Linked DNA regions of Mus musculus: all the other regions are linked to region 1. A link is a loop called in an ENCODE intact Hi-C map of the cell type or tissue named here. Cell type or tissue: heart. All regions are shown on one strand. Region 1 holds the start of Hipk2 (homeodomain interacting protein kinase 2). Region 2 holds the start of 4930502C15Rik (a long non-coding RNA gene). Region 3 overlaps Hipk2 (homeodomain interacting protein kinase 2). Region 4 overlaps Hipk2 (homeodomain interacting protein kinase 2). Region 5 holds the start of Fmc1 (formation of mitochondrial complex V assembly factor 1).

Region 1 (5,000 bases):
GCACGCGCTGGGGTGAAGACACTTTGCCCGGCAGCGGGACTGCTGTCGGCAGCAGCCGCTCGCGCTCCCCGGCCCGGTCGGCCGGCGCGCGCACACCCACGCGCGCACTCCCAAGCACGCACACACAAAGTTGTGGCCGCCTCCACCGCGGAGCTCCGGTCGGCGGCTGCGGGCCAGCGCACCGCGCTCTCGCCCAGCCCCGCTCGCACGGCCGCTCGGCTCCCCTCGGGCCGCGCTCGGCCCCCGCCGACGCCCCGCTCTGCCCTTCGGCTCGGCCCTCCCCGCCTCGCATCCGTGCCATCGGCGCTCGATTGCGCGCGGACTCCCTGGGGCTCTTCCCGGCTCGTTCGCTCGCGCTTGCCCGCCCGCCCGCTCGCGCCCGGCCGCGCCGCCCCGCCCCCGCCCCCTCCCCCTGCTCCTCACGGGCAACTTTTGCCGGCGCCCCCGCCTCACAGCCATGCGGAGCTGAGCTCCGGCCCGGGCCCTGGCCGCCGCAGCCCGCCCCGGCTCCCGCCCTCGCGGACCCGCCCGGCCCTTGGCCTCGGCGCCTTAGCCGCCCCGGGCCGGCCGAGCCCCCCGCGCAGGGCCCGGGCCGCGGCTACGGCGGCGGCGGCGGCGGCGGCGACGCGCCCGCCCGGCCCCCTCCCCCGGCGCCGGCCAAGTGAGGCGGTGATGCGGGCGCTGGCGGCCTGGGCTGCGCCGAGAGCGGAGACACAGGCTCAAGATGGCAGATTCCCACTGAGGCTGAGGGGGCCGAGCTCGCGCGCCGCGTTCCCTTCTCCGTTGCCATGAACCGCGGACACCCCGGCCCCGATGGCCCCCGTGTACGAAGGTAAGGGGCACCCGGCCCGCGATCCCCCCGCTCGCTCGGCCAGCCGCGGCCCCCGTAGCTTTGTTCTGCCCGCGGCCCCTCGCCCGGCAGCCCCCGGCCGCAGCCCCGGGCCCTGGTCCTGGGGGCTCGCGACCTTCCCCGGTGCCCCCATCCTGGGTCCAGACGGGACCGGAGCCGGCCTGGAGCAGGATCTTATTTCCAGGGCAGAGAAGGCGGCTGGGGGGTGTGTGCCGGTGGGCTGCTGCCCAAAGAAAAGAAATGGGGGCGGCGTGTGGGAAAAGACGGATCCGTGACTGCTTTCTGTTTATTTGTGATAAATGAAGGTGATGCGGTCCTCCCCCATTACCTTTAAACGATCTCCTTTCTACTTGTCCGTCCTCTCTGCTCCCTTTTCCAAACATCTCCACTCCCACCCCACACTCCTTTATTCTTCCCGAGCCTCCGATTTTTGGGGGGTGGTGGTGGTGGTGGTGGCTGTGGAATCCGATTGAAAGGGGCCAAGCGATGAGAGAGGGTTGAGATGAAAAGTCCATTTCAGACCCAGGCAGAACAATGAAATAGGCTCAAAATCTCCCCGCAGTTGGCGTGTGGAAGGGAGAATGTAGTTTGGCTTTTTGGGGGGGGCGGGGAAGGGGGTGCGAAAGAAGGTTTTCTGGCTCGGCCTGGGTAGATCGGTGCTGTGCACCTTCACCTGGCGTTGGCTGATTTTTTTCCCATTTGACTGTCTTTAGAAGAAAGAAAAGGTAAGGCGATACAGCTGCCTCGCGCACTCTTTCGGTTCTCTTCAGTCAGTTCCGTCAGCTTGCAGCGAGAAAATCAAGCCGGAATCAACTAAGTTTTTACTCTTCTATGGGGTTTTGTGTGCTTGTAGTACCGGGTATTTTTCAACCAAAGTGTGCCAGATTTTTTCAGTTATTTCGTCGTGAAAATGTTTCTCTCGTGAAATCATTGAAATAGCAGCCCTTTACATACTTTTAGCGTGGGTCCATCTGGCTTTCTTTCGGTTTTGTTCAGATATTCTGTGTATGAAATCGCAAATGAGAGGGAAACGGGTTTGCCAGGAACCAAGAGGAGGGGCTAGGGGAGATTGTAATCCTATAAACCCAGGGAACTGTTGGGCCGAGTGAAACAGGGATCTCATTAATAGTTTTATCTCTGTTAGGAGAGGCTGATTTAAAAAAAAAAAAAAAACTTATCTGAAAAGAAAATCTGTTATTAGTACCAGGGCTCTAAATGAATTAGGTTTCTGCATGGACTCTCTTACCATTCAGGCTCTGAATAACAAGGCTGTAAATAACCTATGGACTGTAAATATTTTTTCCAGAGTCTCTTAGAAACAAAGGGGCTGTTTAGAAAGCAACAGAGAAATGTTATTCCAGGGGCTTTCCTCTTTGATTCCGAAGAACACAAGGTCTATTTAACCGTTCCACACAACAAAACAAAATTTCGGATCACTCCACCACGTAGACTAGAAACATGCCAGTGGGGACGTGAACATGTAGGAGAACCCATGTCGGGCATTCATTGTTCATCTGTGTCTAGGGGAGGGGGGCTGCAGTCAAAGCTCCCACTGTCTAGAGTGTTAAAATGAAACAGTTTTCTCTTTATTAAGTACCTCCTTGAGACTCCCTCTGCTGGACACTCCGGGTGAGCATTTTAGAAAGAACTTGGCATTGAATTCACAACTGTAATAGAGGAATAAAAATTCCTCTTCCAGGAAGCTGGGGAGGTGGGTCGGGATGTATTTTGTCAACCTTGAACAAAGCCACCCTGGGAACTTCATTGATTATGTTGATTTCATTTGAAATCCATGAGGAATGTAGGCTAGCCCCCGGGGCTAAGTAAGACCCAGCACAGTTGGTCCTAGGACATTGTTCTTTTAGTGATTGTGTCGGAAAAGCAATTACAGGTGTGTAAAGTGTTACACTGTGGGACTGTGGGGTTCAGAGGTCTCTCTCTGCTTGGAGTTTTACTTTCCAGCCCTCCTCTATCCCAGGCAACCTAATTTGTCACCTCCTTTCCATCCTGGGTTTCCTTGGGCCTTGTCTGTGGGTTCTCTTAATTGTTCTTTTGTTTGTAGCTTTTTTTCTTCTTTGGGAGCATCTCTTACATCTCTAGAATTCTTTTCCTCCTCTTGCTCAGCACTTCTTCCCCACCAACCCAGAGTTACTCAGCCCAGAGCTCAGGCCTGTCTGGTCTTTTTGAGAGAGACTGTTAGGCATGCTATGAGACAGAGAAATGACCTCCGTAGTCAAGGCCTATGCTTCCAGTGCCCATGCTCACTCACAGTGCAGAGTATGGCCAACACTACACTGACCTCTCCCTTGACCCCCAGTGACAATCTGTGGACTCAGTGAACCTGACTTTTATCATATTTCCACCAGAACCCAGGGACTGTGGGGTGTGTGTGTGTGGTCATAAATGAACAGGACTTTTTTTTTTAATAGACTTCTCCAAAAGAGGGATTTCTCCTCCTAATAGTTCCACATGATTCTTCTCAGAGGTCTAATTACACATGAGACTTTCTAGCTGGAATTTCTCAAATGGAGTGTGACTCAGATTCCGAGTGAAGGCTGGAATGTAGAAATCTAGACAGGTGTGCTGTTTTTGAAACAAAGCATATTTGATAATAGGGATTAATAAGTGGCAAAGTGTAACAGTCTTCCAGTACTGTCTTTAAGAGTCGGCTTATAAATATCACATTAGTTTTCAGTGGCTTGATACTGATCAAGTTAAACTTCTTGTAATAAAGGGGGATATTTTCTTAGAAGGTTAAACATTTGCCTTGTGATTATATTTCTCCATCAACTTGCTTACCAAGGCTTTTTCAGCATGTAGTGCAAAAGTCAGTCACAGGGGTCTGTAACTCTGGATTCCCAACTAGAGAGACCTAAATTCCAAGTTAACTATGCCTCACTTGCCTGAGACGTGGCTTGTTGATCAGTGTGGAGGAAACCAAAGAACCTTTCACATTCAGACTTGTAAACACTGGCATGCTGAAGTCCCTCATCAGATGGACCCGAAGACACCTGGCCACCAAGATGCAAACGGAGCAATAAGATTAGGAATCATCTTCCCTGAAAAGAGGTTTGCAACGAGTAGTCTGTTGTATCTTTGCCTGTGTTTTTGTCGCACATTTGTGAATAACAAAGCATAACCATTGTTTACCTTATTGCTACACCTGAATAGTGAATCAAACTCATTAGTTTTATCTTTGAAACTAGTCAGGATGGCAGGACACTCAAATCAGGGAAAGTGGGGGTTGAATGAGTTTATGCCTTTACTTTTCAGAACTTTTAGCCTCTATTGGATTGTGTGAGGATACAGTTAGAACCGAGTCTATTTAGTAGAGTTCCTGCCTGGAGTAGGCATTTTCTCAGTATGTGTTAAATCTCTCTGTCTTCCTAGTTGTTTACAGGCATGATGACTCTAGGGAAAGCATAACCCTCAAATAGTTTAGAAAACCAGCAATAGGAACACTTCAATTTCAATTATTAATCTCCTGCTATTCCTTTTCTAGTTTGGGAACCAGCAACAATAAACCCCCATAGCCACAGAAGAAAGAACCTTTTTTTCTTCCTCTGTGACCTTTCTGGAGTCTTTATTCCCATCAAGCTTCTGCTGGTTTCAAGTAGAGACTGTCTCTTCCATAGCAGCACTTTTGTGCTACGTTATAAATGTACAAACAACCTGGGAGGCAGACTTTCAGGGGCTGCAGCTGTGTCCTGGAAGGCATCCCTGAGAATGAACAGCAAGGACCTTAGCAAGGACCCATTCCTGTACAAGGTGGCAGGCTGGGTAAGGAGTCCCCAAAAGTTCCTTACTGGTTCTTCTCAGAGGAGAGGCTCCTACCCAGCCACATGTCAGGGGCTGCCTCACTAGGCAATTAAACATGAATTTCTCACCAAAGAAAACTGGGGGCTTTATGTAAGTTATAGCTGCTTACATACTTCATATTTTATGTTTTGTGCTCCTTCATTTCTTTCTTCCTTTCTTCCGTAGAGAACAGTCTATGGCTAAGGCTAAGGCTAAGGTGACTTGAGGCTTGTATGGAGCAAAGTACTGATGATCAAGAGCGTAGGACATGTGCACAGTTTTTATTGTTCTTTGCTAGTGCTTTCTGGTAGCCTTAGTATGACGATTCAGCTGCTTGGGGTTGCAGTCAAAG
Region 2 (5,000 bases), 140 kb after region 1:
ATTCAGGAAGAAAATGGAGGAGAGAATTCTACTTCATGGAACTAGACAAGAATTAGGACAAGAAAGGAATAAGGAAGTTAGGAATGTGTAAAAGAGAAGGAGGGGTGTGAATTGCCAATTAGTGATTATTTGTCTGGCACATTATCTGTCTTAGACCTTTGGCTTCACTTGTAAAAATGGAACAATGATTTTAATTCTGTCTTGTGGATGGTACAAGACTGAATAGGAGACTGCAAACACATATCACTGCTCTCAGTAAAAATTAGTAACCACTTTCATTGTTTTCATTTCGTGACAGGTTCCAGTGAGACAAGTCAGCCTAAGTTCATGACCCTGGGTGGGAGAATTATTTGGCTGACCCATAGATGGTGCTAGTAGCACATGGGATGCTAGAATGGTGAGAGGCTAGACATGTTGTCCCTAAGGAAGACAGAAGTAGGTTGTAGCAGCTCCTAATGTCCTTGGTTGGAGAGTTAATCTCGTTGGTCAAGCACTACACTTAGAATGAGCAGTGAGAAAAGGTAATGGGGGGGTGGGAGGGGGGTAGATGCAGTGAAGCATGTGTGTGATAAGGGAGTCTGTCCATCCAGGGCAGATAAAGGACAAGAAGACAATGGGAAATTTGCTCACACAGTGCTGACAGTTCAGCAGCACACTTGGGGAAAGCTGGGCTATTTGACGCTAATGTGGATATTTACTGATTGTTTTGCTTACTGGATTAACCATTCTGTCTTTTTCTTTCTCTTTTCTCTCCTTCCTCCACCTCACCCTCTTTCTTGTCCATGTGTCTCTGCCTCCACCTTTTGCATATATAGTGTCAAATCTTGTTTCCAAAACATGGAGATTTGCAAGCGCCGGGTGAATATGTATGACACAGTGAACCAGAGCAAAACACCTTTCATCACTCACGTGGCCCCCAGCACATCCACCAACTTGACCATGACCTTTAACAACCAGCTGACCACTGTCCACAACCAGGTGAGTGGCAGGCACCAGGGAAAGGTGGGTGGGGCTAACCATCAGGACTCAGATATCCCAGATATCCCCCTCCAAACCCCAGCAGTCTTCCCATGTTGTCCTTTTGGGCCTGGAAGCTAAAGTGCCTGCTTCCTCAGCCTTTTTTTTTTTTTTTAAAGAAGCCAAGGGGAGACGTTTCTGTTTTGACTCTGGGACTGAGATGGTGCCTCTTCCCGTTTTCCTCTGAGCAAATGTGGGGAAAAAAGCCTGCTAAGAAATTGTAGAACCAGAGCTAGAGGAGTCCCTCCTTGCACCCTGTGTCCATGCTGTCTGTATTCAGGAGAGGAAAAACCTGTTCATTCTCTATGTCATAGAAAAGCCAGCTCATAGGTCTGTCACCGGAGTCCTAGCAGCTCTTCCCAAGGGATACAGGAAGCTGAGCTTCCCTTCACGTGGATTTTCAACCTTCTGCAGATTGGCAGGCTCAGCAACATAGGACGATGTCTGAAATACAGACAGAAAATACACTCAGAAAAGAGCTACTGAATGAAGACTCTCCACAACCTGATTCACCCACCTCTAGACTCAGAGGCTTGAACCGTTACTCCCATCTTCCAGTCTTATAAGTCCCCAAAGAAGCATTCCCAGACTCTCCAGCCCTAATACCAATCTGTAATGACAACAGTGTCCTTTGTGTTGTTCATACCTCTGCATAAGGACATACACCTTCAGAGCAGAGGAATAAGTATGGAAACCTACTGTGTGAATGCAGCAGCTGGCTGTCCACTTTTGTTGGCTGGTCCTCTCCCATCACTGAGGAGTCACTGGCCCCTGCCTTCAGCACTGCTCTTATTCGCCGGGCTTTATTGGCCTGTTCCCTCTTAGCTTGAATTCTAGTTGCTAACTCTCTCTGCTAACTCTCTCTGCTTAGACTGAGTGCCATCTGGAATCTGCTGCCCCCTGGAGGCCATCAGTGTTCCTGACGCTATCTGTCCAGTGAAAAGCTCACACTTAGTGCTTAGGGTCAAAGACTTTTCTTACCAGCCCTTCAACTAGCCCTCAAGTTAAGGCCTTTCCATCTAGAGCTTCTCAAAGCAACCACTGGCGCTTTCTTCATTACCTTGAGGCTTGTTTTCCCATCAGTCCTTAGGAGACTCTTAATCCTAACGCTCTAACCTCAAATTCTTCGTTCCCATCTGCCATCTGTCCCTTCCAATACCAATCTATGTAAGACAGCACACAGGAACGGGCACTCCTCAGATCATGTATGAGGTCAGCTGACTCCCCCTACCCCACCAGCCCTTCTATAGATCTCTTTATAGCCATCAGACTGAGGTCTACATCAGAGCAGCCCACCTCCATGTTTCCTGTGATATGATAGCCTCACATCCGTCCCAAAGAGTATCACCAAAACTGAAAATCACAATGGCAGGTCCCAAGTAAGGGCACCTCCCTTCTCCATGACACTGAGACTGCAAGGTTGCTAGGTAGGACCAGAGTGAAAAAAAACGGCTGTGAACTTAGTGTGATGTAGGCCTAAGCATTGAGAAGATGAAGTGCTGTCCTACAAAACTAAGATCCAGAGAGCAAAACTCTCCATCATCTGAACTTGGAAGTGTTAGGCCCTAATTAGATATATCAGAAAAACAAATTATTTGGATTATAACCTAGACTTAAGCACTAAGGCATGCTTCCCCTCCTCTGATACTATTACAAAGTGGCCACACTTCTGGCAGGAAGCATTGGGTCAGACTTTTCTCGGCATGGCACCATTCAGTCCTCCCGGCATCCATGTGGAATGCATATTGTCACTGTCCTTTAGAGGAAGACACTGAGATAAAGTGGTTAATCCTCTTAACAAAGGCTATGTTAGTACATATGAGGTAGTTTGGGTTTGGACTGCAGCAGCCTGGTGTCAGGGTCTGTACCCTTGAAGCACACACACTGACTCACAGATGAATCCTGTGGAGATCCTCAGCCAGTACCTCCTAGACAGCCTCTGCTCTCTAAGTGCAACAAAACTCCCTTTGTACACTAGTAACCCAGTGCTGTGTTTACTCCACGGGACCCTGGAGTTTTGCTCATCCTGAACACTGAATGTTTAAAACAACAAAATTCACCTACAGATTGATGTTAGTGGAAGGATACAGAATGAGTTCTTTGTTGCTCTTAACATATATCCAGTAGACTAGCACTTTTCAAAGTGCTCACTAATCTGTAATTGTTTATGTCTCAAGAAAGCTGGGCCAATACATCATAATTTCTATGTACTTTCAAAAAATATTAGTAACATTGAGTAGGGAGTCCTTCCTGCGTGTTCTTGGTTTAATTCTTAAGGTCAGCCTCGTTATTAACATTTCCAAGGTGTCTTCTTTTAGGGATATATCCTTCTACCAAGAATTTTAACTGAACTTATAGGTTAGGCTTACATCCTGTTCTTAGAGATGTCAACAATTGAAATGTCTATTACAACTGTATCCAAGAACCACTTGGGCCTATCTTTGCAACATAAGTTACCAGTGAACTTATTTTTTTCTTCTTATTTCTCTTTGTTATCCAAAACAGCTCTTAGAACCACAGAGGACAGGGTAAAAGTCACCCACACCATCATACATACTTTCATCAGCTGATCCCTAAGCAGGATCAGAAACTGAGGGAAACGGTCATCATGCCTACTGGTCACTCTGGGGACTGGCACTCATATCATGACATGAGTTCCACTCCTAGAGAAGCAGTACATGAGCTGAAAACAGATCCAGATCCAGGTTACACACATAAAGTCAGTCAGGCAGACAAGCAGAGGACCACAAGTCCTCCCCTACGAGTCCTTCTCCCAAGGAGGCATCAGTTAGGGTGCTGACCACACTGCCCAGCACACTGTGGCAGGCGTTGAGCCACACAGTCACAGATTACTGTACAAGAACACACAGGAATAGCTCAACTCTACTGTCTGGGAAAGTTCTGCTTTGGAGCCCTGGTGCCAAGGCTGACCCCAAAGCACAGAGGCTCAGAGATAACTCTGTGGGCCACAGGATTCCTATGAGATGAATAGCCTATATTCACAGTAGGCTAGGAAAACAACTAGACTAGGAAGGTACCTAAGGGTCTATAGAAAACAAACGGTACCAGGTCAAGATGCATACACTGCACTCATGAGGCTGTTACTGGAATTTTTACCCCCATTTTTTATTAGATATTTTCTTTATATACATTTCAAATTTCAAATGCTATCCCGAAAGTTCCCTATACCCCCCCCCCCTGCTGCCGCCCTGCTCCCCTACCCACCCACTCCCGCTTCTTGGCCCTGGCATTCCCCTGTACTGAGGCATATAAAGTTTGCAATACCAAGGGGCCTCTCTTCCCAGTTCTGGTCACTAGGCCATCTTCTGCTACATATGCAGCTAGAGACATGAGCTCCAGGGGTACTGGTTAGTTCATATTGTTGTTCCACCTATAGGGTTGTAGACCCCTTCAGCTCCTTGGTTACTTTCTCTAGCTCCCCCATTGGGGGCCCAGTGTTCCATCCAATAGCTGACTGTGAGCAACCACTTCTGTATTTGCCAGGCACTGGCATAGCCTCATACAAGACAGCTATACCAGGGTCCCTTCATCAAAAACAGATGCTTATGTACAAAGCAGGGTGCTAATGCGTAAAGTGGTCTTTAAGAGAGAATGATTCAAGGCTGGAGAGATGGCTTAGTGGTTAAGAACACTGGCTGCTCTTCCAAAGGACCTGGGTTCAATTCCCAGACCCATGTTGTGGCTCATACATAACCTGTTGTAGTAACCCACAAGTACTATATTTACTGGCTAAAAAAAATGTGTCCCTGTGTTCTCACTTGTCAGTTGCTGGGTCAGCACAGGCTAGAAGGATATGTAAATGTCTGTCTCTTCCTCACCTGCCTAAAACAGAAAGGCAGGCTGCTGTGGGGATAGTCACACAGACCTCAGTGCTGAGAGGCAACCCAGAAAGTGGGCTGGGTATCGTCCTGCTGCTGACTGATTCCAACTGGAGGAGTAAAGAGTGTGGCCTTCTGCAGAAT
Region 3 (5,000 bases), 120 kb after region 1:
TGGCAGAAGTGTAGTAGCCCTAGGAATCAAGGATTAGCATAGAAAATACATGTGTATTAGTGCACACTTGGAAAAAATCTCATTCAGAGCTAAGAGGCTCACTGCCAATACAAATAAAAATAGCTACCCCTCTGGTCCTAACATTGTGCTGGAAATGGCCAGTGAGATCAAGAAAGCCAGCGTCCTTTGGAGACTGTCCCAGTGTGGCATGAGACAGATGTCAACATGTAGACCAAACTGTGATTAAGTCACCTTCCCATATGGACACAAGGCTGTTTCAATGTCTTGAGCATTTTTATTGGTGATAGCCAAAACCAGTTTTCAGCGAGGGTCTCGAAGGTCTTAATCCTCATCATCACAGTTTTATGAGCATTGAGCAGTGGCCCCAGATCCTACATGGAGATCTCTGCTTTGTGTTTTCTCTGTCTGCTGTATCAAGCTGTTACCTAAAGGCTAAGTAGGGTTTCCTCAGCTTCCCTTCTGGACTCAAAACCTACTATCAATCTCTGCTGTGATGGTTCTTCAGCTCATTAGAGCTGGAGAGTGAGGCCAAAGTTCAAGGTTTCCAGCAGTTGAGTTGGTTCCAGGCATGGCTCCTTATAAACTCACATAACGGGAGGTCCAGGTGGATATCTGCCAGTGTTTAGATCTTAGACCCTCACCCATGGGTTCCTCTTACCTTCTACTCATCCCCTTAATCAAAGACAAATCAGTTCCTCCCCTACCTGGTTTGCTGAAGAAGTTGTATCTTTTTCAAAACTAAATCCCTGGTTGGCCTGAGACTACCCAGGCCTGCATCACTGTTTAAATCCCCAGTTGGGCCGCCCTGTGACTTCCTGGACACAGTTTGAACTCATTTCTACGGATGCTGGACAGTTCTCCTGGCAGCCTTACCTGTGATCCAAGAATATTCATCCTGAGTGGTACCCTAAGGTGTTCTCTAGTCTTTACCCTGAAGGCTGTTTTCTACATGAGCTCTCGTTCCTCTCAGATTTGCCTTCTCCTTCAGATTTCTGTTGCTATTTTTTGGGCCCTATGTGGCTTTGATGGAGTCCCATGCCTCCATTCCAGGCCACCAGTCTCAGCAGTGGCTCAGAACTCATGGCAGCATTGCCAAGTCTCCTTAGTATTGCAATAGAAACATAAGATTTAACAACCCATCTGAAATACAATTTTACATTTTGATTGCTTCTGCCCCAGCCATATCGAGGTTACTTTCAATCTGCATATATTTGTGGGAACAGACTTCTTCACTGCAGTTCAATTTGAGTACACCTTATAATATCAGTGATTATAAAATACCAGGGACTAATAGAGTTTCTTGCTTCCAAGGAGTTCAAACTGCTTTATAATTCTACTGGCCATAATTTATCTTCATAAGTTACTATACAGACAAGAGGAAAAAGTGAGATTAATAATCACATTTTATAGAGGGTAAAATAAAACTTGGAGAAATTGAGTAGCATTTTCCCAGACGTGCTCAGCTCTCCCCAGGCTCTCTGAATGGTCTGCAGGCTGAACACTTACATCAGAAATGCATGTGAACCTTGCCCTTGCTCTGTCATAGACTGTGGGCAAGAGCAAGATACTTGACTCTGGGCCAGTGGTTAGCCAAGGACACTGGAATGAGCAGGGTGTGTGCCCAGCTCCTGCAGCACAGACCTCTGCTACAATGAATGTTGTGAGTACACACAGGGTCAGCTCCTCGATTAGATCCTCAGACCTCTTCCCTGGGTTTTGTTCCCAGGGTATCACTCTGGCATCTCAACTACCATATTGATAGGAAGACTACCCGAAGGGCAGAGCAGGGCAGGGCAGGGCAGGGCAAGTGCTGCCTTCAGTCCCTGCCTTGTAGCTCTGTGAATGCTATTGCCATCTGCATTAGACCAAATAAGTAGAAGACGGGTTATAGGAGGGAGCTCTGCTTCTACAGTGAGATGAGAGGTCTGTGGCTGTGACTTCTAATGTGAAGAAAAAAGGGTGTCTTTCACATGAGGAGAAGGAACGATGGGTTGGATCCAGAGCACCAAAAAAGAACACCAGAAAAAGGGTATTCTTTTTGTTTGATTACTGCCATATAGATTAAGTCAGATAATAGGTAAGTTATTTAGAATTGCTTGATTGTCCTAGAACTTTTGTGAGGTACTTCCTGCCATGCTCTATTTAACCTTCTTTCTGGCCCCTCCTTCTAGAATGAGGTATATGGCCAGTACTTAAAAAATACTAGGATTGGACCCATGTGCACTGGGCTCCTGGCTGCAGTCTTCACACCTCTCTTGGAAGCCAGCCTCTGCAGGGTCACGTGGTCTAGACTGATCGAAGAATAACTTATTCCTTATGTGCACTGTCAAGAGAGCAGTGGAGCTAATAACAAAGCTTCAGTCACTGATGTGTTGAAAGTGACAGTTGTTTTTCTAACCTCCCCTAGAAAATGGAATGTATGGTATCTTATGAGGGTCACATTGGAAAGGAATAATCACTCTCTTTCTTAGGTGCAATTTTGTCTGACACTTCATGTATGTGTTTAAAGTATTTTTGATGCCCCAAAATAGTAGTGAGAGTCTTTAAAATGGTTGCATGAGGTGGCACCATGGCAGTGTAAGTATAGAGCAGCTGTCAGCTGAGTGATCTGCAGAACAGAGATCCGTGTACCCAGGGTCCTTCTTGTACTGGCACAACTCTGAGGACAGAAACAACCTCCATGGAATGTGCCCTCAAGCCTCCTAAATCTGGAAGAGCCAAAGCAGAGTGTCTCTTGTCACAGTGTTGCCAAGGTGATGTCGCCAGCCTCCAGAGGGAGCTGCTGGGTGCTGCTGTTGGCACAGTTGTCCCTTCTAGAAAGGTATATGGGACCGTCCACAGCCTAAGCACTGGTGCTACAGCAGTGACATGGGGGAGGAGTACTCACTGCCTTGTGCGTGGAGGCTACCCCTGCCTTGCCAGGTACAAGGTTAGCTCAGACCTCTCAGCTCTTGTCTTTCCTCGCCCAGCTTGCCCTTCTTCATGTAATATGTACACGTTCCATGTAGTATACCTGCGCTGTCTGCATGAAGCTGCCTCTAACTAGATAGTGACCTCCAAGGGCCCCCAGGCTTTGCTTTATTGTTTGCTCCTGAGCCCCAGCATAGTGCCTGGCACATAGTGACACTGAATGGCTAAACATTTGAATAAGAGACCAAGTGCAGCTGAAGCCAAAGCCCAGTGTGGAGTGACCTGGTCAAATATGCCTCAGGAAAGAGTGGGCACTTCTGCAGCTACTGACAGGGAAGCTAAACACACACACACACACACACACACACACACACACACACAAAAGAACTTTAGAATTGAGTTTTGAGTGAGCCTTCATGAACTCAGAGCCTGGGAGTCTAGCATCATAGGAACAAGGTATGTACAAAATCACAGCAGAGTACACATATTTCCCCAGATTGCAGGCATCCAAAGAGAGAAGTGGGTTCTTTTCAAATAAAGTTTATCTATTATTATTAGTGCTGCGTGTGCACATATATACACCATACCATGCACATGGAGTCAGAGGACAACTTAGTGTAAATTCCCTCCTCTCACCTTTACCTAGATTCTAGGGATCAAACTCAGGTTGCTATAAATACAGATACCTTCACTGCTGAGCCTCCTCACTAGCCTGACAAGTATCTTTCTTTCCTGGGGCCTCAAACAGCTACTGAAAGAGCAGCGCCAGTGTACCTAGCTTGGAATCTAAGATAAATGAGACCCAGACCATATTCTTAGAGATTTAAAAAGAGACAGATAGGCAAATGTGTTGTTGATGGGTCAAAAATGACAGAGGTGTTGTTGTTGTTGTTATTGTTATTGTTATTATTATTATTATTATTATTATTATTATTATTATTATTATTATTATAAACTACAACTTAACCAGGCATGTGGTGCACACTTTTAATCCTAGCACTCAAGAGGTACAGGCAGGCAGATGTCTGTGAGTTTCAGAGACAGAGTACACAGCCAGCCAGAGCTGTATAGTGAGCTAGCCAATGAGACGTCTCTCCCTGCCATGAATAAAAGGAAGGAAAACAAGAAGAACTTTTAGTGCCATGTTAGGATATAAGAAGGTATTTTCTCTGTCTTGGGTGTAATTATTTGACACTTCATGAATGTTCAAAGGGTTTTTAGTGTCCTAAATAATCTAATCAGAGAGATTTTTTAAGATAGTCCTTTGGGGGCAGCAGATGCTTAGTGAATATCTCTTGCACCAGTCTTTCGTTCATGTTTACATCTTGATCTACTGGTGTAGATAGTAGATGCAAAGGGAGCAGCATATATTTGAGTAAGGAAGACTGGAAGGGATAGGAAGGGAAAAAAATAGTTCAAAAATAGGTTTCATATGCACAGAGAAAAGGAACTTATCCTTTGAGACATGAAAGGGAAGGCTGAGACCAAAAGCAAGAGCTGAGTTAGTAACTATAATAGAAGCATGAATTGAGGACTACTTCATTTACCTAGTACCAGTGAAAGCCGAGCTTGGTACAACTTCATGGTATATTTTAGCGATCTACTTTAGAGGTACAGTGACACCCCACCCCACCCCAAAATAAAAAAGAGGGGTGAAATCGTAACTGTGAGAGACCTTGGCACCAATTTCAGGTTTCCACACTTCACCTTTCTTGCTGTCAGTCTTTGGTGAACCATCTGCAGATAAACACACAGGCTCTCCTCCCATCTCCCTTGCTCAGGTGTCTGTGCAACTGAGCATGGGCTGGCACACACATGCCCCTTTGGGCCTCAGTGCCTGCTATCTGTAGCTGAGTCCTCCTGTACCAGGGCCCAGACTTAGTTCCTTGTGAAGACTTACCCCTTCCCTCTCCTTTGTCTGCACTGCACAGAACTCCCACCCTAACTCGTGTTTCACACTTCTTATATTTAATATGGTGTATTCGATCAACATGTATGTATTGACCAAGTGGCAACTAAATGCCAGGCACTGGGCTGCCCTCACGGGCTTCGTAGAGGAAGAGAGACAG
Region 4 (5,000 bases), 66 kb after region 1:
TGAGACTGGAGTCTGTATGTGCATCACAGTCACTTCTAAAGTTTCCTTCTACCTTCTTTGTCGTCATGGTCACACTTTGTGTATGTGCTGCATGTGGTTTGGGCTTTAATCTATCTCACACAGTATGAAGAGTGTCCCCTGTCAAGATTAGAGAAGGGGTCACAGGTGGCAGTCTGGCCTTGAGCTGTTGATCTTTCTTATAAGCGATTTGTAGCTCCTCTGAGGGTCCATTTGTTAAACGTCTTGTGATTAAATCTCTAAAACTCAGGGGTGGGTGTGGGCCTGAGCACCAGAGGCTTTCCACGGAGATCTCTGCCCAGGCCTAGTGGGAGAGTTCCGGCGAAGGGAAGCGAGTGTGGGCAGGGAGGTGGAGTCTCTGCCCTGCCTTCCAGATCACTGGTAACTGCACTGAGTTGGGTTGGGCTGGGCTGAGAGGCTGACTATCCAGTGAGGAGTGCAGCGGAGCCTCAGGCTTCAGGAGAGCCGATCTCTTCCCAAGTGTTACAGCTCTTGGAACAAAGGACTCAGACAACAGAGTAGTTCTCGAACACCTTTAATTCTCTGGATGGATTTATATACAGTTTTGGGGGTAATTCAGGGTTCTACAACAGGTACCTCTAATTGGCTTGGACTGAGAGTTTGGGGGAAACCTTATTTGCATGTGGGAAGGCTTGGTGCTGCTCCTACATGACTCATAGCCACACACCTCTCCTGCAAGGGGGGGGGGGCGGCGCTGTGGGGATGTGGGACTATAAGGTAGTTGTTGAGTGTGGTGGGAGAGGTCATGAGGGTTGGCAGACTGAGGGGGTGGATGATTCAGAGGAGGATGTTTGGAATGAGGTAGGAATAAGAAAGCAGATGCCCAGCAGAGGAGATAGTACTGTATGTGACTTTAGTATAATTTCAGTAGATAAGAGATCTCCTGTTGATAGCTCCAGGTCACTCTCCATGGCCCCAGCTGTGATGGGGGCCATAATTCCCATTCAGGCATTGTACAAGCAATTTTTTTTATTTCCAAGTATGTGCCAGGCACTGTGTTTTGTGCTGACCTTTCAAGACATGAGTAGGAGTACCCTCAGCTATGCAAGGACGGTCTCTAACCTGAAGTGGGATGAGCTCCCTGGTCCCACTCCTCTCTCTGAATAAACTGAGGAGTGGCTTGTGCTGCCCTCCAGTCACTTTTCCCATTCTCTCAGGTGTTTGGGGCCACTATGTCAAGTCTACCCCACGGCAGCAAGTCTCTGCTGCCCTCAGTCCCTTCTAGCTCACCACTCTGCCAGATAGGGTGCATGGTAACTCTTCTCTGTCCCCATCAGCTGCTGCCTCACATGGAGTTGTCAAGGAGGGTAACTGAGAACAAACAAGCCAAGCATAGCTTGTGCTTCATAGGGGAATCAGTGTTTTGGGGGTACCCGTGGTACTAGATAAAAGCTGAGAGGGTGACATTAAGGAACCATTTTCTTTGTTTGGGTTCCCATTAGCAGACCCCTAAACAAACAGAGGTTTGTGTTCAGGTGGTCTCTTTGGTAGGTGGTCCAAGAATCAGGAATAAGGGCTAGCAGGATGATGCTGACCAGCATAAGTGTTATTAGGAACTAGAAGCTGGAAGCATATAGGACTCCATCCCCTGTAAGAAGCTGCACAGAGCCTTCTCGAGCAGAGCATAGAAAAAGCAGGAGTCCCTAAGATTAGAGCTGCTTTTGTCCCTTTAACTTGACTGCACTCTTTGGAGATGAGTGTGTGTGAAGACTAAATGGGCTTTAGTGTTCCTGGGGGTTGCTACAAGGCAGTTAAGCACAGTGAATACTGAAGCCAAAGTATACAAAGCTGAGATGGTGTAATCCACACCCCATGTGAGCTGCAGCACTGTGTCTGTGCTATTGGCTACTGTGTTCCCCACCAATCACATGGCTGGTATTCATAAGTGGAAAGGGATTTAAGGAAAATGCTTTTGTAGGCAGATTTAAGAATTGTAGACTAAAGCCGGGCGTGGTGGCACACGCCTTAGATCCCAGCACTTGGGAGGCAGAGGCAGGTGAATTTCTGAGTTCGAGGTCAGCCTGGTCTACAGAGTGAGTTCCAGGACAGCTAGGGCTATACAGAGAAACCCTGTTTCGAAAAACCAAAAACCAAAAAAAAAAAAAAAAAAAAAAAAAAAAAAATATTGTAGACTAAGAATTCAAAACGGAGTTCTGTGCTGTTTTGTGGGGGAGATGAGGACTTGAAGCTAATGCATCCATCTACCTACCTTCACTTAACCCCTATAGCTTTCCTCTAGGAATAGTGTGGGTCTGGGTTCTGAGGTGGCCTACAGAGGTGCTCAGGCGGAGAGGTAGGCCCACATGTGGAGCACAGGGCAGTCAGGGAAATGATGAAGGCTGATGGCTGATGGAGGTCAGCCACTTTATTTCCAAAGTCTCTCCATTCATGAATAATGCAGGTTGAAGCTAGCACTCCCTGTCACTCATTTGTGGAGAAGGATGGCTACTGGAGTGGGGTCCTGGCAATGGTAGTAGCTTCCTATGCTTCCATAATATAACTCTCTGTTATGTACCAGACGTCCTTGCTGGCCAAGCTCTGTGTTACCCCCTCAGACAAGTCCTTCCTTTTTAACAAGTCTTGACTCCATATCATTCGGCTTTTCTCTGAGCTCTGGATCACAGGGACCCAACTTCAGCCTCCTGGAGAGTCATATACACCACACACACACACACACACACACACACACACACACACACACACACACACACACTCTTCTGTGCTGCTCAGACTTCAGTTAAAACCTGAAGTCAGTAGTCCAAAACTTTAACCAGCCAGTTTCCCAAAGTCATCATGCATCTGCTTTGTCCTATGTAGAAAGCTGGAGAGGACTACCCCAGGGGTAACAGGCAAAGCCTGACTAGTGCTACTGAAGGAGCTAGAGCTGGTGCTCGGGCCCCAAGACCTCTTGTTTCTTTTCTGGTTTGGGGACTATATGGATATGCTGCTCAGGCACCCTCTAATCTTGTCTTCAGGCGAGAAAGCTGAGTGAACAAAGACTTCCTGGAGAGAACAGAGCTCATCCTAGGCTGCTCTGAGGGCCTGGGACAGAGGAAGTACTCATAAATGCTAGCTGCTATTTTAATCTGCGGCTGTTAGCACTGTTGTCAGGACTTTTGTCATTGTTGCTATATGTAGCAGACAGACCTGGGCTTGGATTCCGGATCTACTACTTTATGGCTGTGTGACTTCAGGCAAGTTTCCAAATCTTTCTCAGGCTTTATTTCTTTTAAGACAGGAACCTGAGTAATTCATGATGTTGTCATGAGAAACAAAGGAGACAACTCCATGGGTGCAACTCAGCTACTGGTCATAGTACCCATTCTTTCCCAGGTTCCTTAAGTCTTCTTGTCATAGATTGCATGGATGTGTCTGATCTGGCATGGTTAGCAATTACAAGTTGTCCCACCCACCAAGCATCAGGCATCATGCACTACTTACTTCCCTTCCATCTCTAGCACTGCAATCGGGAGGTGTTGAAGGAGCAAGCCTGCAGGTCAGGGATATGGCTAATGGCTTCTCTCCTGTACCAGATTGGGACAGAAGACAGTGCAAAGTAAGTAGCATATAGGGAGAATAACAGTGTTGGGCAGTGTTGAGTGTGGTTGGTGGGGGAAGGTGGATGCACCTATCTAGTTTGAAGACTTGGCTCATTGCCACACTGCTGCTGCTGTACCCATAGTGATGCCTGATGTCCTGTGGCCTGTGACTAGGTGCAGGACTAGAGGAGAATGACAGAATGGGGGACACATCTGCATTTGATATTTGATGATCTTCCTCATTCAGTGCCACCAACCCAAAGGTCAGAGCGCCAAGAGTAGTGCTCTAGATCCCCCACACAGACAGCACTGCCAGTGTGTGCCAGATGTGCTGTGTGCCAGATGTGCTGTGTGTCTGTGTTGATTGTTGTGTGGATGTTCACTTATGGGGTATGTTTCCAGTGGCATCCTCATTATCATGGATGTGAGCAATGGAAATACAAGTTCTGTAGTCAGAACAAACATAAAGAACAAAGTGTTGTTGTCATTTTCTTGTCATCTACTTACCTCCAAGAAAGGTGGTCTAGCCTCCTTCTTTTTGTAAATTTGAACTTACATTGGCAAATATAAAAGCACCAAGTGTGAACCCCTGAAACATCAGTGCACTTGGCATATAGAGTCAGACATCCACCCTGATCAGCAACAAGAGTCAGAGGCTATTGGAGTCTGAGTAAAGAGGTGTTAACAGAAGTCTGCATGTGCTAAAGCGAAACAAAATAGCATACAAGTTTAAAGTTCTTTAAAACTTAACATTTTAAATCTATCTTCTTCTAAAAACACTGATAATTTTACATCTAAAGCTTTAGTGTGCCTGCTTTCTCTTCCTGTTTTTGTTTTGCCCTGTGGTGTTTGGGCAAAAGATGTCTTGTTTATTCTGTCACAGAAGGGTCAGGAAGAGAGGAACAGTCATTTCTGGAAATGGCTGGGTGGGGGAACCTACAAAAACAAGCCTGGGATAAATAGCTGCTGCTGACGAAAGTAGGCAGCTTCTCTCAGTGCTGTTCCATGAGAAGGTCACAGGCTTGTACTCACAGAGTCAGGATAGTGATCACCATAGGAGAGAGGCAGAAACTCAACACTGAAATGCCCAGACTTTGGGATTCCCAAATGACATCAAGGACCAGTGGGATGCGTTCATCTGGCTCCTTGTGCTTGCAGTTCTCCATGGTCAGGCTGTACCTGTACACCATCTGAGTGTGTGGCAGTTTTCCTACAGTACTTTCCCCCAAGCCAGCCTGTCTTTCCTGTAAGCCTCCCACTTACAGGCATTTTCATACTCAGTATGGGAAGTAGTCAGTTTTTTGGGAAAGGCCATTTACCCCCTGGAATAAGAGTACCTGCTGGCTGTCCTGGATGTGCAAAGGTGATCTTGTCCAAGTCTCAGTGCATGGGCCTTGAAGGATGACCCTGGCAGCTTATACA
Region 5 (5,000 bases), 340 kb after region 1:
TTCACTATGGAGCTCTGGCTGTCCTGGAATTCAACTCTAGACTAGGCTGGGCTCAAAGTCTGAGATATGACTACCATTACCTCCCAAATTCTTTTTGTGAGGAACTTCAAAACCTTTACTACAAAGTACCTTCAAGGACAATAATGTTACCTCTATAAGGTACAATAGCAGTCATATATACCTACCTACTTATCTTCCCCTCTTTGAAACTGTTGGGTTTGCCTTAATTATGCTTTCTTTAAATTTTTAGTTATGTTTTCTTTCCCTGTACCCTTACTTTTCCTAACCTCTATTCACTTGCCAATTCCAGATGCCTAATTATAGCCTACTAGACTTTCTGAAGCACCTCTTCTTCATACCACTGTCCCCTGGTTATCTATACCCTTAGCACTTATTTATGCTAAACATGATCTTATTTTATGGCTCTTCAGGGAGACTGTAGCTTCTTACATGTATATCTTTTGGGTTTGTTTTTTGTTTGTTTGTTTTTTCTCAGAGTCAAGGATACTCTATATAGTCTTGACTGTCCTGGAACTCCCTATGTAGACCAGACTGGCCTCAAACTCAGAAATCCACCTGCCTCTGCCTCCCAATTGTTAGGATTAAAGGACATGTTCCACCAACACCTGCCACATCTTATTCTTGATATTTGGCCCTAGTTCTTAATACACAGTACCTAACATAACTTTTTAAAAGATAAGTGAATTTTAGTTCTAAAGTTTTGCAATGCTCAAATTCTGTAGTTAAGATAATTGCTCAAGAACTTAAGTTTCCATTCCCCTAAATTGTAGCCATGCTTGATCAAGCAGAACTGGGCAGGTGACTGTCCCCGAGCCTTAGTGTTTGTATTTGATCTTGTCCAAAAGGCAGAGAATTGAGCATTACCACATTTGGAAAATTAACCATCTTCCATTCCTTTCTAAGAGGAATATGAACTGTGGATTTCACAATGGCACTTCCCAAGGATAGCATTCTGTATGTTTATGTTTGTTACACCAGTAAAACATGTCATGTATCCTGTCATGCAGAAGGCTAAAGATGTGACATCTCCATAGAATATAAGATATTGCTTTCCTCAGTGGTGAAAGGCTAGTACTAAATAAAACAGTACCACTCTTCAACTCTTGAATATTCCCCACTAAATTGCCTTAAAAATTGCATTTGCCTGGCCCATGCCTTTAATCCCCACACTCAGGAGAAAAGGGCAATCAGATGTGAGTTCAAGGTCAATCTGGTCTAAACAGCAAATTCCAGGTCAGCCAGAGTAATGCTGAAATTCTGTATCTTCATTCCCCACCAACACGCAAGCAAGCAAAAGCACGCGCGCGAGCAGGCGCGCGCACACACACCTACACACACACACACACACACACCCGTCAAATCACAAAAACACTGCTTCCTATTAAAACTTTAATGTAGAAAGGATGAGGAGAGGGGATGCTTGTACCCTTACGCCTTTAAGTCTTACGACCCCTAGGACCCACTTCACACAACGCCCGCTCCTTACTCCATTCCACACCCCATGCACCAGACAAACCAATGAAATCGTCAGAGACAGCTCCACCCCGGTGGGTGGCAGATACGAAGTCCCTAGGAAGGTGCGCCCCACGCGGCTTCTGGGCCAGTAGGGGATTTCAGACCGCAGGTTAGCCGAAGGGCTGGAGTCTGTGGTGAGACCCGCAGGTGGAGGACAGGGTGACTCAGACACGTTTGTCCTGAGACCCTCTATCACCTGCGCAGACCGCCCCCTCATCCGCCCTCCCGCGACCTGGAGCCCACCCAGCCGCGGATGCCGTACCCGATGTGCTCGGAAAGCCTTAACGAGGTACCGGTAGGCCGCTGTGTCGCGATATGGCCGCCCGGTGGCCGCGTTCAGGTAGCGCAGCTCCCTCAGAAGGCCCCGCAGAGTGCGCGCCGGGGACCCCAGGGCCGCCATTTTTCTGTCCTTGGAGAGCCTGGTCCCTCACTGCCTCGGGCGAGGTGTTCCCCCGCCCACTCCGCCCCACAGCGCCCTCTACCGACCACCCTTGGAGGGAAACGCGAGTGACAGGCACCTCAGGGGACCAGGAGAGCAAGGGAAGGTGCCGAATCCTCTCGGCCCTTCTGACTGCGTCCCTTTGGACTGCCGTAAGCTGATGGCCGCCGAGTCTCTGAGGAAAGGTGTCTGGCAGGAGAGTATGTGGATGTCTGGACATAGGTCACGCCAAAAAGATCTTACTGTTTCTACCAGGGATGTCAAAATTAAACGTACCGACCTCCAACTTTATGGTCCCCGCAGCCTAGGAGAAGAAAATGAACTCATACCCTGGTATGGCAAACTGCAGCCCCTTTACTAGTAAAGCCTCACATCCAGTTCTCTAGTTTTGTTTTGTTTTTCTGTTTGTTTATTGTTGTTTTTCGAGACATGGATTCTCGGTATAGCCCTGGCTGTCCTGGAACTCACTCTGTAGACCAGGCTGGCCTCGAAATCCGCCTGCCTCTGCCTCCCGAGTGCTGGGATTAAAGGCGTGCGCCATCACGCCTGGCTTTTTTTTTTTTCGTTTTGTTTTTTTTGTTTGATTGTTTTTCCCCGCAGTTCTCTAGTTTTAAAACAAGATGGCCGGGCGTTGTGGCACACGCCTTCACTGCCTGCAGAAGCAGGCGGATCTCACAGCTCATAGACCATTATGGTCTGCAGTTTGTTCTAACCCAGCCAGAACTAGGTAGAGAGACCTTGTCTCTAAATACATAAAATAAACAGTAAGTTTGACTCGCAATAATCATCTAATTAGATGATGTTAAAATAGATAAAAAAAAAAAACGAACCACCCCAGATGGGACTCGAACCCACAATCCCTGGCTTAGGAGGCCAATGCCTTATCCATTAGGCCACTGGGGCTTCTTCTACTGATGTCCTCAAACACCATAATCAAGTTATTTCCTGTTTCGTACGTCATCACTTAAATTTATTGTTTTTACCCTATCACAGAGAACCAAACTCAGCCTCAGTGTGAAACGGATGCCTGCTGGGAAATGTAGTTTAGATGCCAAGAGTCAACCGCTTCACCCTGCAAACAGTGGATGCCACGAAGCCGAACGGGCTCCCGCTTTTGCTTACGTGTTCGTGTTTCTGTGCGTAGTAGCTCTGCGCCTGCGCAAAAGTGGGCCCGGGAGACGTCAGAGCCAAACGGGCTGCGGAAACCAGTTCCTCGAGCCTCCCTCTGGTCCTATTCTTTGTCAGATTGTAACAGGAAAAGCCAAGCCCCTTCCGATTGGGCTACTTTCAGGGTTTGTCTTCGCTCTTAGCTGGTCGTTAGGTGGCGTTTAGGTAGTGGTCAGTTTCTGTTTCCGGTTACAGCGCTGAGGCCATTTCCGCAGCCAAGGATGTATTAGAATGGGGTTCAGTTTTCGAATTTTCAAGTGGGCTATAAGTATAAGACGGTGCGAAATTAGTGCCTACTATAGTAGAAATTAGGGATAATTAGAATTTAGGTTTGTTCCTAATTGTATACCGTAGACAAAACCACTTTGGGAGGAGGGGGTGAGGAGTGAGACCGGGTTTCTCCGTGTAGTCCTGGAGGTCCGGGAACTCGCTCTGTAGACCAGGCTGCCTCCCGAGTGCGGGGATTAAAGGCTTGCGCCATCACCGCCCTGTCATAAAACCTCTTTTTGAGGTGTCAGTGGCTCTTTATTTTCTAAGAAGCAGTTCAGTCTATTTAAGGTTGCCCTTGTAGACCCTACCTCATTAGCTTTTTATATGTTAACCTTCGTCTAGCTCCGGCCGCTTCTTGTTCCCCTCTGCTCAGATATCTGAGCTAGCCTCTTTCCTCAGTCCCAACAGCCTGCATATCGCCTTAGTATTCCTATTTACTCTCTGGGTCTTTTGACTTGCTCGGTGTATGTTAGAAGCTGTTCTAGGCCCTTTAGGCTCTCTATGACAAGGTTACAGTTAGCTTTGTCATTCGTAGTGGCATGCTTAGGAGGAAGAAGGATCTCTGTAAATTGGAAGCCTCCGTGAGACCCTGTCGCAAATTACATTAAAAAAAAAAAAAAAGTTACTCCCTTGTGTTAGAACCTAGACCAAACTCATCCGCAACTATGTCTCTCTTCCCTAGCAGCTGCTCCTGGGTACCAGCCCCAAGCTAACGAACTCTAAGTTATCGGGAGCTACCCCTGCATGATGAAGTCACACTAACTAAACGGGGTTTCTCCTTCCAACCTCTTCACATCGAGATCACACATTACCCTCAACCCCCTCTCCCTCCCCAGCTTCCCTCTCTCTTGTCCCCTCCCCATCTTCTCTCTCCCACCCCCCCTCCCCCTCTCCATCTATTCTCTGTTCCTCTTCCCTCCTACATGTCCCCAGCCCCCCTCATCCCTTCTTCCTCTCTCCCCTCCTCCCCCCTTTCCTTTTCTCCAATAAACCTTCTCTATATTAAAAAAAAAATCACATTATCACACATTACATCCTTGATTGTAAGACTTTCTCCTTCCCCCCCCCCCCCATCCAGGAGTGAAAAACATCCTAGTTACAAGCATGGACTCTTGACATGGAAGCTCACCTACCCTTCCCTCTGAAACCAGAAGAAGAGATACCCATTCTGACATTTGAGTCTTAACTGCCCTTGCATTCTCTTCAATGCTGCTGACTGCCTGTTGATTTGTGGCATTAATAATTTAAATAGATTTCTTACCCAAAAGAAATTTTCTTACAGTGTCTTAAAAAGTGTCTTACCCAAAAGACAGTGTAGCCCTGTGTCTCCTTGAGCCCCAAACTACAGGAAAGCGTTCATCTCTTTCCTGGCTCCCTCTCTTTACCACATTAATATCCTGTTGTGGTTGTCTGTTTTCTTCTTTCAACTGGGAGACTTGTCATCTCCCAAAACCCTGTACCTAAGAGGAAAAAAAATGTTGTGCCAGGCCTGTCATGACAGTTTAGTTTGAGGCTCCTAAAGGTGATAGACATAAAGGGGCTTCAGATTCAGAGCTTGTGGCAGCTGGGAGCTAGAGGCCGGGCCGGC

Evidence for each region. Hi-C counts contacts between places; a loop is a spot of excess contacts. Peaks named below come from ENCODE experiments on the same cell type or tissue, not always from the same donor. Only the 100,000 strongest peaks of a DNase experiment are listed, where the experiment ranks them.
Region 2: a loop joins it to region 1, with 5 times the contacts of the local background. A loop is called at or near these places in 11 of 42 quality-filtered maps.
Region 3: it touches region 1 in a loop (1.9-fold over the local background); 3 of 42 quality-filtered maps call a loop at or near these places.
Region 4: it touches region 1 in a loop (2.0-fold over the local background); 7 of 42 quality-filtered maps call a loop at or near these places.
Region 5: it touches region 1 in a loop (2.6-fold over the local background); 3 of 42 quality-filtered maps call a loop at or near these places.

The regions. Positions count from the first base shown.
Region 1 is chr6:38,871,631-38,876,630 of GRCm38, reverse strand. Hipk2 (homeodomain interacting protein kinase 2) reads left to right here and starts at 441. Exons shown (of 15, transcript NM_010433.2): 1 at 441-832. The coding sequence starts at 814. It also overlaps a transcript of Tbxas1 not described here. In heart, a CTCF peak has its summit at 2,464 (motif pointing left); DNase peaks (open chromatin) are centred at 290, 750, 1,410 and 2,450; H3K4me3 peaks cover 3,249 bases; H3K27ac peaks cover 4,088 bases.
Region 2 is chr6:38,733,336-38,738,335 of GRCm38, reverse strand. It overlaps Hipk2 (homeodomain interacting protein kinase 2), which reads left to right. Exons shown (of 15, transcript NM_010433.2): 7 at 816-978. It overlaps 4930502C15Rik (a long non-coding RNA gene), which reads right to left and starts at 820. Exons shown (of 4, transcript XR_003956279.1): 1 at 1-820. In heart, CTCF peaks have their summits at 365 and 1,927 (motif pointing left); a DNase peak (open chromatin) is centred at 1,895.
Region 3 is chr6:38,750,519-38,755,518 of GRCm38, reverse strand. The region is part of intron 2 of Hipk2 (homeodomain interacting protein kinase 2); the gene reads left to right. All of the region lies in intron 2 of 4930502C15Rik (a long non-coding RNA gene), which reads right to left. Among named protein-coding and RNA genes, the nearest start is that of 4930502C15Rik, 16 kb to the right of the region's middle. In heart, a CTCF peak has its summit at 2,782 (motif pointing right); DNase peaks (open chromatin) are centred at 188, 1,588 and 2,688.
Region 4 is chr6:38,805,353-38,810,352 of GRCm38, reverse strand. All of the region lies in intron 2 of Hipk2 (homeodomain interacting protein kinase 2), which reads left to right. Among named protein-coding and RNA genes, the nearest start is that of Hipk2, 68 kb to the left of the region's middle. In heart, no CTCF peak of the experiment used is centred here; no DNase peak of the experiment used is centred here; H3K4me3 peaks cover 588 bases; H3K27ac peaks cover 907 bases.
Region 5 is chr6:38,531,809-38,536,808 of GRCm38, reverse strand. Fmc1 (formation of mitochondrial complex V assembly factor 1) reads right to left here and starts at 1,948. Exons shown (of 2, transcript NM_025363.3): 1 at 1,799-1,948. The coding sequence starts at 1,936. It overlaps n-TRcct1 (a tRNA gene), which reads right to left and starts at 2,878; the gene lies at 2,806-2,878. In heart, CTCF peaks have their summits at 1,714, 1,926 and 3,285; DNase peaks (open chromatin) are centred at 1,638, 2,008 and 3,118; H3K4me3 peaks cover 3,612 bases; H3K27ac peaks cover 3,474 bases.